Regions from separate parts of the Homo sapiens genome. Here region 2 is linked to region 1. Evidence: read pairs that join two places in POLR2A ChIA-PET (ENCODE). Cell type or tissue: OCI-LY7. All regions are shown on one strand. Each heading gives the region's core, and the rest is flanking DNA. Links, peaks and the distances in the headings are about the cores only.

What was found. Peaks named below come from ENCODE experiments on the same cell type or tissue, not always from the same donor. Only the 100,000 strongest peaks of a DNase experiment are listed, where the experiment ranks them.
Region 2: POLR2A ChIA-PET joins it to region 1 with 6 read pairs; 2 of 35 experiments call an interaction of 5 or more read pairs at or near these places.

The regions. Positions count from the first base shown.
Region 1 is chr3:186,666,529-186,673,272 of GRCh38, forward strand. It overlaps HRG (histidine rich glycoprotein), which reads left to right. Exons shown (of 7, transcript NM_000412.5): 2 at 2,407-2,523; 3 at 3,410-3,500; 4 at 5,095-5,261; 5 at 6,259-6,339. Among named protein-coding and RNA genes, the nearest start is that of HRG, 3.9 kb to the left of the region's middle. RefSeq lists an enhancer at 2,408-3,607. In OCI-LY7, for the core only: no CTCF peak of the experiment used is centred there; a DNase peak (open chromatin) is centred at 3,343.
Region 2 is chr3:186,732,719-186,738,425 of GRCh38, forward strand. The region is part of intron 7 of KNG1 (kininogen 1); the gene reads left to right. Among named protein-coding and RNA genes, the nearest start is that of KNG1, 18 kb to the left of the region's middle. In OCI-LY7, for the core only: no CTCF peak of the experiment used is centred there; no DNase peak of the experiment used is centred there.

The sequences.
Region 1 (6,744 bases), core at 1,090-6,089:
TACAGGCAAACAGTGTAAGTTACTAGGATAAACTAGAGAGAAGGAAAAGTTTTCTCAACCCTCCTAAGGCTCCTAACTGAGCCTGAAATAAAACTGGTAGACAAGGCCAGGCGCGGTGGCTCACGCCTGTAATCCCAGCACTTTGGGAGGCCAAGGCGGACGGATCATGAGGTCAGGAGTTCAAGACCAGCCTGGCCAACATGGTGAAACCCTGTCTCTACTAAAAATACAAAAACTAGCTGGGCATGGTGGTGCACGCCTGTAATCCCAGCTACTCAGGGGGTTGAGGCAGAAGAATCGCTTGAACTCGGGAGGCAGAGGTTGCAGTGAGTCGAGATCATGCCACTGCACTCCAGCCTGGGCAACAAAGCTAGACTCCATCTCAAAAAAAAAAAAGAAGAAGAAGAAAACATACAAATTTATTTAATCCAAGGTTTACCTGACACTGGAGTCTTCATAAATGAAGACTCAGATATCCAAAGAAACTGGCCACTTGCATACTTAGAATTCACAAAGGCTGTGCAGAATGCAGAAGTGTGATGGGACAAAAGGCTGTAATCTAAGAGTCATAGACTGAAAGAAGGACCCAGCAAGGCCTCTCTGTTTGAGTTCTTCATGGCCTCTCTGTGTGGCATTTCTTGCTCCCAAGTATGGGACAGGATCCCTTTGGAATGCGGATCTGAGGACCTACTATCAAACAGAGTAGGTCAGAGAATGTCTTTATGGCCAGCTCCTACAAAGAAAGACACAGGGGGAAGGTTAGATTCATATTTTAGGATTTATGGATGCTTTCGGGGAGAGGGATTCTACCATCTGTGACTGTCCTGGAGAAGAGAAATTTTAGTTTCTATGGCTTGCCTTGGGGGAGAAAGCAGAGTAGGAGAACAAAGGGCAGAAGGTCAGACAGATCTGGCTTCTGAGGCCCTTCCCATTTTCTTCAGTTCAAAGGACTCAGCACGCCAAAAGTACCATACTTTGAGATACCATGTTCTGAGCCCCAACAATAGCCAAGTGACCAAAGGAGTGGTAAATGTACTGGAGCAATTTAATGAGGGGAGATCTAGTAAGACTGGATGGGAGGAGGCTTCTGCTGTGTAATGATGCATGGGTAGGATTTGAACAGGTCTGGGTAAATGTGTTCCTGGTGAATTCCTGGCACCACCACTTCTAGGTGGGTATGGAATCAGGAAGAAGGGTGTTAGGGAGCCATTGAATATAAGCAGGTGGGTTCCAGAAGTTCCATGTGGGCTCTGGAGCAGGCATCAGGTAGGAGCCAAGCCTGTGGGCTTGTCTTGAGGTGAAACAAGCTTACTGTCTTCGCTTAGATTACACGCCTACCTAAACTGGACTAGAGGAGCCGATAGACATTATAGAGAGACATGAAGCCTGCCTCTAAGCTCCCCAAATAACCTACTCTCCCTCTGATGGAAAAACTGAAATTAGGGAGGCCAGACAAGGAGTACTACAGAGGACAATTTACCCTTCTGAAAGTATCACAGAGGGAGGCACTGTGGGTTGCAGAGAACAGGTGTGCAGGAGTTTAGGATTCAACCAGTAATTCAGTGACCATTAGTCCCATGCCAGGCTCATCAACACATGTTAGGGCATAGGATGCATCAGCACAGAGCTGCCTCTGAGAGCTAGCATAGAGAGCGGGTGGATGGGGAGGGGTCCTGATGTGCCTGGGGAAACTGAGGCAAGAGACAGGGACATGAAGTAGAAAGCTATTTATGTATTCAGGAATGAAAGAACAAGGGTCAGACCTGGGTTAGTGGGAGTCAGGGCAATGAGACTGAGGAATAGACATGAGAGACGTTGCCAAGAAAGACCATTCAGGGCCTGGTACTGGATAGCAAAAGCAAGGACAAGGAAAACATCTCGTAGGTTTACATGTTTTACCCCAGAGTCTAAGGCAATATGTTGTTAGTGGTGCCACTGACAAAGACGAGGGAAGTGGAGAGGGCAGCTAGTTTGTAAGAGAAGAGAGAGGATTTAGCTTTGGGCAAAGCAACATCAAAGCAGAAAATCCCATGATCAGTAATAGAGCTGGGCAAGAGGACACAACTACAAGGACAGATTGGAGGCCCTGATGAGGTCGTCATGACTTATACTTCCAGGCATGCGTAGGTGATGATGCCTCCGCTAAACCACCACTGCCGTTTAGTGATAGCTTCTTCAAGTTTATGGGCAGAAGACAAATCAGGACCACTTAAAAAGATTTGGAAATAACTCATTGAAGCTATGTATTGGAATCAATAGATCAAATGACGCAAAGGTAGAGCATCTGCAAAGACAGTGAGAGGAACAGGAATTCTGTTTAAGTAATAAATATATAGCTTTAATACATAAAAAAAAACCCGCTAGGTTTCCATGTGCTACTCACATGTTGCTTTTGGCATTCCTCAGGAAAATACAACTGTATATTACTTAGTCTTAGATGTGCAAGAATCGGACTGTTCGGTCCTATCCAGGAAATACTGGAATGACTGTGAGCCACCTGATTCCAGACGTCCATCTGAAATAGTAAGTAAAGAGGGCACCTTCACTCTGCTCTTTTCATTCTTATTTTCCATCTACTCTGTTCACTCAGCCAATGCCTGGGCTAACACAGTAGAAGAGAAAGGGCAGCTTTTGCCTTGAGATTCATGAAGATGATGTTAACCTTGAGCAATACTCTTGAGAGTCTTTCCTGGGAACCCAGTTCAAGACAACTCAGCAGGGTGTGTGGTCCCATCAAAGAGCATAACCAGCTGTGGGTCCTTGGGTAAATCATCTAATAACATCCCTCCACTTTGGTGTTTTTTGACTGTAAAATAAGAAGTGGGTTTAGGAATTCATGGACTCTAAGGGCCTTCCACTCTTGACAGTCTACAGGTATCAGAATCTATGAACTTGTAATTGTGTCCTATGAACAATGGTCCTATTTTCAGGAATGGCCAAAGTAATTACTTGCAGTGAGGAATTGGGTCTTGCTCAGCACCTAGGATATACACTGAGGAATAAGATCTGGCTTTGCATGTGGGAGGTGGGTATTGACATGCCAGGCTCTCTGACACAGGTGGAGAACATGAAGATGAATAAGCAGAGATTCAAGATTTCATTTCCAGAAAATGAGAGGTTCACACTCCTGGAACTTTCACCACTTTTTCCCTTGAAAATGTTTGGGGTATGGCCATGATGCTTTAAATAGTTTCTCGCTGGTTCTCCTGAGGATTTTGAGTGCCAACAGGATGCAGCACACAGAAACTGACTAAGAAAATGCAGGGTTTGAGACAAGCTTTGATGAAAGAAATGCATTTTTAAATGAACAGTAGGAGGATGTTGCATCACCTTTTTGCTCTTTCATATCTGACCTGAGGAAGGCAGGATGCAATGACTCAGCAAGTCCTCAAGAGCCTCTTTCTTACAGGTGATCGGACAATGTAAGGTAATAGCTACAAGACATTCCCATGAATCTCAGGACCTCAGAGTGATTGACTTTAACTGCACCACAAGTTCTGGTATGGTAATCTGTTAAATTGCTAATTAATTCTTGATTAATACAAATTCAATCATACAGTGGTATTTGTCTCATCTATGTACATATGTATTCATATATATTCAGATGTATTCATGTATATCTATGATGTACATGAAAGAAAAGCCTTCATAGACTCCATTATTATTCATTCTCCAGAGAATAGAATTGAGACAAATTTCCCTGGTACTGGTACACCTTCTTTTAAAGAAATTCAACACATAAAAATAGAGATTTAGGAGAGGTAGGTTAGCCTCATTATAGATATAGGCTTTGGAGTCAGGCTTGCTTTAGCTTGAGTCATCATCTGCCAGTTGTATAGTCTTGGGAGGAAGTAAAGTCTTGGGACTATGAAGTAAAGGTTATGACACTTTCTATTTAAGACAAAATAATTGATGCTCAAAGAAGTTAAATGACTTGGCCTCAAGAACAAAGCCAAGATATTGTGAAGATGTGACACAATCCCAGGAGTATTAACTCTAAATTCCACAGCTTTTTTATTTATTTATTTTTATTTTTGAGACAGAGTGTCGCTCTTGCTACCCAGGCTGGAGTGCAATAGTGTGATCTCGGGTCACTGCAACCTCCACCTCCCGGGTTCAAGCAATTCTCCTGTCTCAGCCTCCCAAGTAGCTAGGATTACAGGCATATGCCACCACATCCAACAAATTTTGTATTTTTAGTAGAGATGGAGTTTCTCCATGTTGGTCAGGCTGGCCTCAAACTCTTGACCTCAGGTGATCTGCCCACCTTGACCTCCCAAAGTGCTGGGATTACAGGTGTGAGCCACCACGCCCAGCCTCCATACCCTTTTAATTTACATTTTCAAATAGAATTATCACAGGATTCCTTTTTAAAATAGCAAATCCAAATATGATATTATATACAAAAATGCAAGATACTGCCACAGGAGTTTGCATTGAAGAAAGGATGATCTGTATCTTCTCCTCTCTCTGGGCAAAACTCTATGTTAATGCTCTGTCTTCCCCCTTGGCAACAACAGGAAGAACTTATTAAAATATTAGTGGCCTGGTGCGGTGGCTCACATCTATAATCCCAGCACTTTGGGAGGTTGAGGCCAGAGGGTTGCTTGAGCCCAGGAGTTTGAGACTAGCCTGGGCAATGTGACTCAACCCCATCTCTATTATTTAATATATATGTTAATATATATATCATATTAATACCTAAATATATGATTATATAATATAAAAACATATGATATATTATATAATATATAAATATATAATAGATATTATATAATAGATAATATATATTTATATATTAACGAATGTCATAGTTGTCATATTTATATATATATGTTAGCACTTTATCAGTGGTACTGGTGAAGGCATCATGAGTAGGGGTCACAACATAGACATGGGGATCAGAAAGACTCGAAGGAAGAATCAGCAGTTTAGTTCGGTTGCCAAATGGCTGATTGATCTTGAAGCAGTTACTCAGCTCTTCCCACCCTCAATTTGCCCATCCTTAAAATGAAAGTTATTGTCATTCTTGCCACCAAGCCACCATTAACATTTCCAGCCCTTTACTGTGACACTGCTATCTTCTTTCTCCAGTCTCTTCAGCACTGGCCAATACCAAAGATAGTCCGGTCCTCATAGATTTCTTTGAGGATACTGAGCGCTACAGAAAACAAGCCAACAAAGCCCTTGAGAAGTACAAAGAGGAGAATGATGACTTTGCCTCTTTCAGAGTGGACCGAATCGAGAGAGTTGCAAGAGTGGTGAGTCTCCACTAAGGTTCGGTTGGAGTCTGAAGGCCCAGGCTCCAACCTGGCAGCAGGAACTGAATGGCATACCCTCTCCACCTGCCTCAATTGACTAGCTGCCTTTTAATTTGTCACTTTTGAGGCCATAAAAGACAGGCAGCAGGTATTTAAAAAATACAAAAAAATTGCTTTCCTCAAACACTTTTTTTTTTTTTTGAAGGATGGGTAGGGGAGTAGACATCTGACAGAGTAGGGAGAAAATCTAAAGAGGAAACAGGGAAAGACAAGAACATATGAGGGTTGTGTCATTGCAAATCATCCAATACTAACATTCTTGTACTATGATGGAAAACTGAAGTTCAGAGAAATTACCTCACCACACCCAGTAATGTGCCTATAGTTAGATGGTTCCCTGCTCTCTCTACAAGGACCCAAGTACTTTCACCCAGAGCTGTCTTGTAGAGCAACTGGTTGACATTTGCTATGCATTCAGAAAATGCAGCGTTAAATAGATTGTGTTGCATACAAGTAAGGAAATGAGTACCATGCAGTTGCTCAAAGAATGTTTGGACCCATGCGCACTGGAGTTTGAAAACATATTGGTATAGGAAAATGCAGGTTATAGAACAGTACTTAGACTATGGACCCATTTATATGAAACACTTAGATCTCCCTGTGTATGTGTAACACATCTAGGAAAACACTCGAAGAGGAAACACATCAAATAAATGAGAATGAAAACTCTGGGAAGAAGTTGGAGTGCAGGAGAGGTGATTTTTCACACTCTACTTTATCATATATTTATTATTTGAACCTTTTCAGTGAACTGGTATTCACCTTATCACTTAGGTGATACATTTTTAAAAGGCAGAAACCATTTTAAAAAATGACACATACTGGTGATTTTGAATTCTCATACTGCCTTAAAAAATATTGAATGGTAGTTATCTACTGCTTTTTTTTCCTTTTTCTTTGTCTGTTCTTGAAACTATTTTGATCCCATCTGTTCTAGAGAGGAGGGGAAGGAACTGGTTACTTCGTGGACTTCTCTGTGCGGAACTGCCCCAGACACCATTTCCCCAGACACCCCAATGTGAGTATAAGAAATGTCTGTGATCGTTGACTAGAGTCACAGAGAAAAAAGAAAGAGAAGAAGGAGAAGGAGAAGGAGAAGGAGAGGAAGGAGAAGAAGGAGAAGAGGAATGAGAAGGAGAAAATGAGGAGGAGGAGAAGGAGGAAGAAATGTCTGTGAAATACAAAGTATCATCTGGGAAGCACTTAGTACCTGCCAGGCACTCTTCTAAGTGATTTACACATCAGATAACTTATTGTTTTGTTTTGTTTTTGAGATGGAGTTTCGCTCTTGTTGCCCAGGTTGGAGTGCAATGGCACAGTGTCGGCTCACTGCAACCTCCGCCTCCCGGGTTCAGGCGATTCTCCTGCCTCAGCCTCCGGAGTAACTGGGATTACAGGCATGCACCACCACGCCCAGCTAATT
Region 2 (5,707 bases), core at 1-5,000, 65 kb after region 1:
GCAAATTGCTGACTAATTTTGCCACTGATCTTGGCTCTGGATTGGGAAACCATACATTTGATAATGTGATTTGGTGCATTAGATTTGGTAAATTAAGTGCCAATCTCCCTGTATGCTTCATCCCGGACAAGTATTTTACAACATTCTCTCTGTTTTCTATATGTAAAGGACTGAGGTGAGGATCAAATAAGTTAATATATGTCAAATCACTTTTTCAAACTCTAAAATGCTATATAAATACAATAGCAGCTGGGCGCGGTGGCTCACACCTGCAATACCAGCACTTTGGGAGGCCAAGGCGGGTGGATCACAAGGTCAAGAGATCAAGACCATCCTGGCCAACATGGTGAAACCCTGTCTCTACTAAAAATACAAAAATTAGCCGGGTGTGGTGGTGCACACCTGTAGTCCCAGCTACTCCAGAGGCTGAGGCAGGAGAATCGCTTGAACCTGGGAGGCAGAGGTTGCAGTGAGCCGAGATTGCGCCACTGCACTCCAGCCTGGCAACAGAGCGAGACTCTGTCTAAATAAATAAATAAATAAATAAATAAATACAATAGCAACCATGATATAATTAATAAAATTCAGGGCTAGGGCCAGGAAGACTTACGCTATGTCTTTCTGGACTCATCTCTCATTATAACATCACATAATGTCTTGGGCTCAGCCATATCAGTCAATCCATCATTGCCAAGGCTCCACGCTTTCTTGCCTCCATGTCTTTCACCTACTGTTCTCTCTGCCTGGGATCCCGCTCTCCTGCAAATGTACCCTCTGGGGATTCATCTCTCCTTTCATGCCCTATCAATAGAAGACTGACAGGAGTGTCTTCTGGGAGTCAGGAGACTCAGTTCCACCATAGCATCTGCCGCTCACATCCCAGATCACTCTGGGTGGTCATTCAAACGTTCTAAGCCTTTGTGGCCCCGTCTGTAAAATGAGTGACTGTATTAGAAGAGCCTACATTTTGCCGGGCAGAGTGCCTCATGCCTATAATCCCAGCACTTTGGGAGGCTGAGGCAGGCAGATCACCTGAGGTCAGGAGTTCGAGACCAGCCTGACCAACATAGAGAAACCTCATCTCTACTAAAAATACAAAACTAGCCAGGTATGGTGGTACATGCCTGTAATCCCAGCTACTCGGAAGGCTGAGGCAGGAGAATCACTTGAACCCGGGAGGCGGAGGTTGCAATGAGCCGAGACCGTGTCATTGCACTCCAGCCTGGGCAACAAGAGCAAAACTCCTTCTCAAAAAAAGAGAAGAGCCTACATGTCTAGCAACTCCAATAGTCTCTGACTGATGTCATTATGGACAGACCCCTATTTTAGAGACTAAAAATTGGCTTCCCTAAATACAAGCTAAATAAAAATAATCAAAATAGAGCCAAATTGTTACAGCAAGCCAACATAATCCTCATAATCTGGTGAAAAAATTCTCACTAAAAAGTTCATACTTTTGGCTCAGAATTGAATTTCTAGGAATCTAAAGTAGGAGTCTTTATATACAATGATATTCACTGCAGTTTTAAGTATAACAGCAAAAATAGTAAACTGTCAAAATGATTAATATGAGAATGATTAGATCATGTCTGGCATATCCTCAGAATAGAGTGTTAAGCAGCAACTTAAAAGCATCTTTGTGCGGAGCTCTTGATATGGGGAATGTCTTGTGTTATAATATTCAGTGAAAAAAAGGAGGCATAAAATTGAATATACATGATGTTATCAGTTGTGTTATTTTAAAGTACAGAAAATAATGTGGGAAAAAAAAGTGGCTCACGCCTGTAATCCCAGCACTTTGGGAGGCCGAAGTGGGTGGATTGCTTGAGGTCAGGAGTTTGAGACCAGCCTGGGCAACATGGTGAAACCCCATCTATAATATTAGGTTGGTGCAAAAGTAGTTGTGGTTTTTGCCAAAGTAATGGCAAAATCACAATTACTTTTGCACCAACCTAATAAAAATTCCAAAATTAGCAGGGTGTAGTGGTGCACACCTTCAATCCCAGCTACTCAGGAGGCTAAGGCACAAGAATGGCTTGGACCCGGGAGGCGGAGGTTGCAGTGAGCCGAGATTGTGCCACTGCACTTCAGCCTGGGCGACAGAGTCAGACTCCACCTGGAAACAAACAAAAAAACGAATGCCTCATAGTCATAGTGGTGATTTTTAGGTGATGGAATAACACTACTTTAATCTTTCTAATTTTCTGTATTACTTTTGTAACTGAAAAAAAGTAAACAAACTAGATTAAAGTAAATCAAAACTGATACTTTGATCTCTCTGCTACTTGAGCACTTGTTTCTATCCCAGACACAACCACCCTCTCTCTCTGATTTCATTGCCATATGACCACGTTAGGTTTACTTGAAAGGGACGCCAATCTATGCTATTCATGCTTTTTTCAGCTTTAACTTCTCACTTTATATTTCTGCTTTCTTGTGAAATTATTTTATTCTTTTTTCGTTGTTGTTTTTTAAGAGAGACGCGGGCCAGACATGGTAGCTCATGCCTGTGATCCCAGTACTTTGGGAGGCAGAGACAGGAGGATCACTTGAGCCCAGGAGCGAGACCAGCTGGAGCAACATAGCAAGACCCTGTCTCTACAAAAAAAGAATTAAAGGCCAGGCGTGGTGGCTCATGCCTGTAATCCCAGCACTTTGGGAGGCCGAGGCAGGTGGATCACCTGAGGTCAGGAGTTCGAGACCAGCCTGACCAACATGGTGAAAAACCATCTCTACTAAAAATACAAAAATCAGCTGGGTGTGGTGGTGGGTGCCTATAATCCCAGCTACTCGGGAGGCTGAGGCAGGAGAATCACTTAAACTCGGGAGGCGGAGGTTGCAGTGAGCAAAGATCATGCCATTGCACTCCAGCCTGGGTGACAAGAGTGAAACTCCATCTCAAAAAATAATAAAAAAAAAAAAGAATTAAAAAATTAGCTGGGTATGGTGGTATGTGCTTGTAGTCCCAACTACTTTGGGAAGCTGAAGTAGGAGGATTGCTTGAGACTGGGAGGTCGAGACTGCAGTGAGCTGTGATCGTGCCACTGCACTCTAGCCTAGGTGATAGAACAAGACCCTTTGGGCAACAGAGCAAACAAAAAGAGAGAGAGATGGGGGTCTCACTATGATGCCCAGGCTGGACTCGAACTCCTGGGAGCAAGCAATGTGCCCATCTCAACCTCCCAAGTAGCTGGGATTACAGGCGCACACCAATGCACCCAGCTCCCTTATTCTTTATTCTGAATGTTGTAGGAATAGGCCACCATGTATTGTATGTCAGAGGTTTGCCATCAAAAACAGAACCACTCATTCTCAAGCATGAATATCTAGTCTTCTTAGTAGTTACAGTTTTCTCTGTGGATTAATGAATCAACATTCTAGTATGCATATGTGTCTACATTAAGGATGTCAGGGGGACACAAAGAGGTAACCCATCAGATAGCTGCCAAGTCAATCTGAATATTGCAAGAATTTCAAACTTACTTTAGAGAGATAAATCTTTACTAATTTTTGCATTTAAAGAGAGCAATTTGGTTGCTTGGACATAGTCACCCAAGGCAGCCTTGATGGAAGCAGCCAATTTACTGGAAATCAATTAAACATATGATGAATTTGCTAAAAGCTAGTCTCCAAAATGACCAATTTGCCAAATTGCTAAATATTTATAGTTTTAATCTTGCCTTGGGTTTGCACATTTAGTCCTGTTTGGATGCATGTTGATTCCACGTTGGGTTCATATTTCAGATATGAAACACTTCCTGAATCTTCCATTTTCACACATTAGTGATTACAGTTTCATATAAGTTTTATTTTGCCCTACCACCACTGCTGCTGTCCCCAAGGCTGTTGATGCTCCTGTCTGCCTCTGCTGAGATGAATAAACTTCCAAGATCTGTGTGTGCACATGCAGAAATTTTTCCTTTGACAAAGTCCTAGGAATGTCAAATAATATGTAGATATATAAGACTTGATGCAAATTGCCAGAATCACCAAATATTTGCAATGATGCCAATTTACATTCACATCACCTGGGTATAAGACACCAGTTGAGGCCAGGCGTGGTAGCTCATGCCTGTAATCCCAGCACTTTGGGGGGCCGAGGCGGGCGGATCACCTGAGGTCAGGAGTTTGGGACCAGCCCAGCCAACATGGTGAAACCTCATCTCTACAAAAAACACAAAAATTAGCCAGGTGTGGTGACACTTGCCCGTAATCTCAGCTACTTGGGGGCGCTGAGGCAGGAGAATCACTTGAATTTAGGAGGCGGAGGTTGCAGTGTGTGTCACTGCACTCCAGCCTGGGTGACAGAGTGAGACTCCGTCTCAAAAAATAAAAGAAAAAAGACACCAGTTGAGGATCTTAATTTGAATTCTCTTCCTACCAGCAGTGACTGAGGCTGCTTGATTCCTATGCCTGGCCAATGCCACGTATCATCAATTTTTGTTTTCATCTTTGCCTGCATGGAAGGCTAACAATGATGTCTCATTGCTTTTTTAATGTGCATGTTTTTGTTTATTAATGAAGTTAAACTTTTTTTTAGGCTTAATGACCGTTTTAACTTCTCTGAAATACCTGCTCATGGCTTTTGTCCATTTTTAGTGTTGGGCTTTATATTCATACAGACATTGATTCTATATCATAGTTTTCCCAGCTTGCCTTTCTACTTTGCTTATTGTGATTTTTCAGAAGCAGTTTTCATTTTTCTCTAGTCAAGTTTTAGTATTTTCCCCTTCCTTCAGATTTCTTTCCTCTGCTTTTCACCTAAGAAAGGCCTTCCTCATCCTGGGTTTTGGTGAATATTTATTTATTTGTTTAGTTGTTTTTTGTTTGTTTGTTTTTGTTTTGTTTTGTTTCCCGAAACAGAGTCTCACTCTGTCACCCAGGCTTGAGTGTAGTGGCGTGATCTTGGCTCACTGTAACCTCTGCCACCCAGGTTCAAGCGATTCTCCTGCCTCAGCCTCCCAAGTAGCCGGGATTAGAGATGCTTGCAACCATGTCCGGCTAATTTTTAGTATTTTTAATAGAGACAGGGATTCATTATATGTTAGCCAGGACGGTCTCGAACCCCTGACCTCAGGTGATCTGCCCGCCTCAGGCCCCCAAAGTGCTGGAATTACAGGCAGGAGCCACTATTCCCGGCCAACACATTTAAATACTATGATTTAATACTAAATAATTTGGTTGAGAAATTGGGCCACAAAATATTTAATGGAAGATAGTGTTGAGTAGTGATTAAAACTGTTGCTAGAGATTAAAATAATTTTTTTTTCTTTTTGAGACAGAGTCTCACTCTGTCACCCAGGCTGGAGTGCAGTGGCATGACCTCAGCTCACTGCAACCTCCGCCTCCTGGGTTCAGGTAACTCCCCTGCCTCAGCCTGTCAAATAGCTGTCAAATTACAGGTGTGCATCACAAAGCCCATCTAATTTTTATATTTTTAGTAGAGGTGGGGTTTCACCACGTTGGTCAGATTGGTCTTGAACAGCTGGCCTTAAGTGATCCACCCGCCTCAGCCTCCCAAAGTGCTGGAATTGCAGGCATGAACCACCACGCCCAGCCTAAAATAATTTCTTAATATTAAAAATAGTAAGAGAACAATAAAAACCCCAAATAATTTTTCTAATTACAAAATTTAATCCACATAATTTCTATAGTAGTACTAACTCAGTATTTCACCAATTCAAGATTTGGCAGGACAATAAGGCAT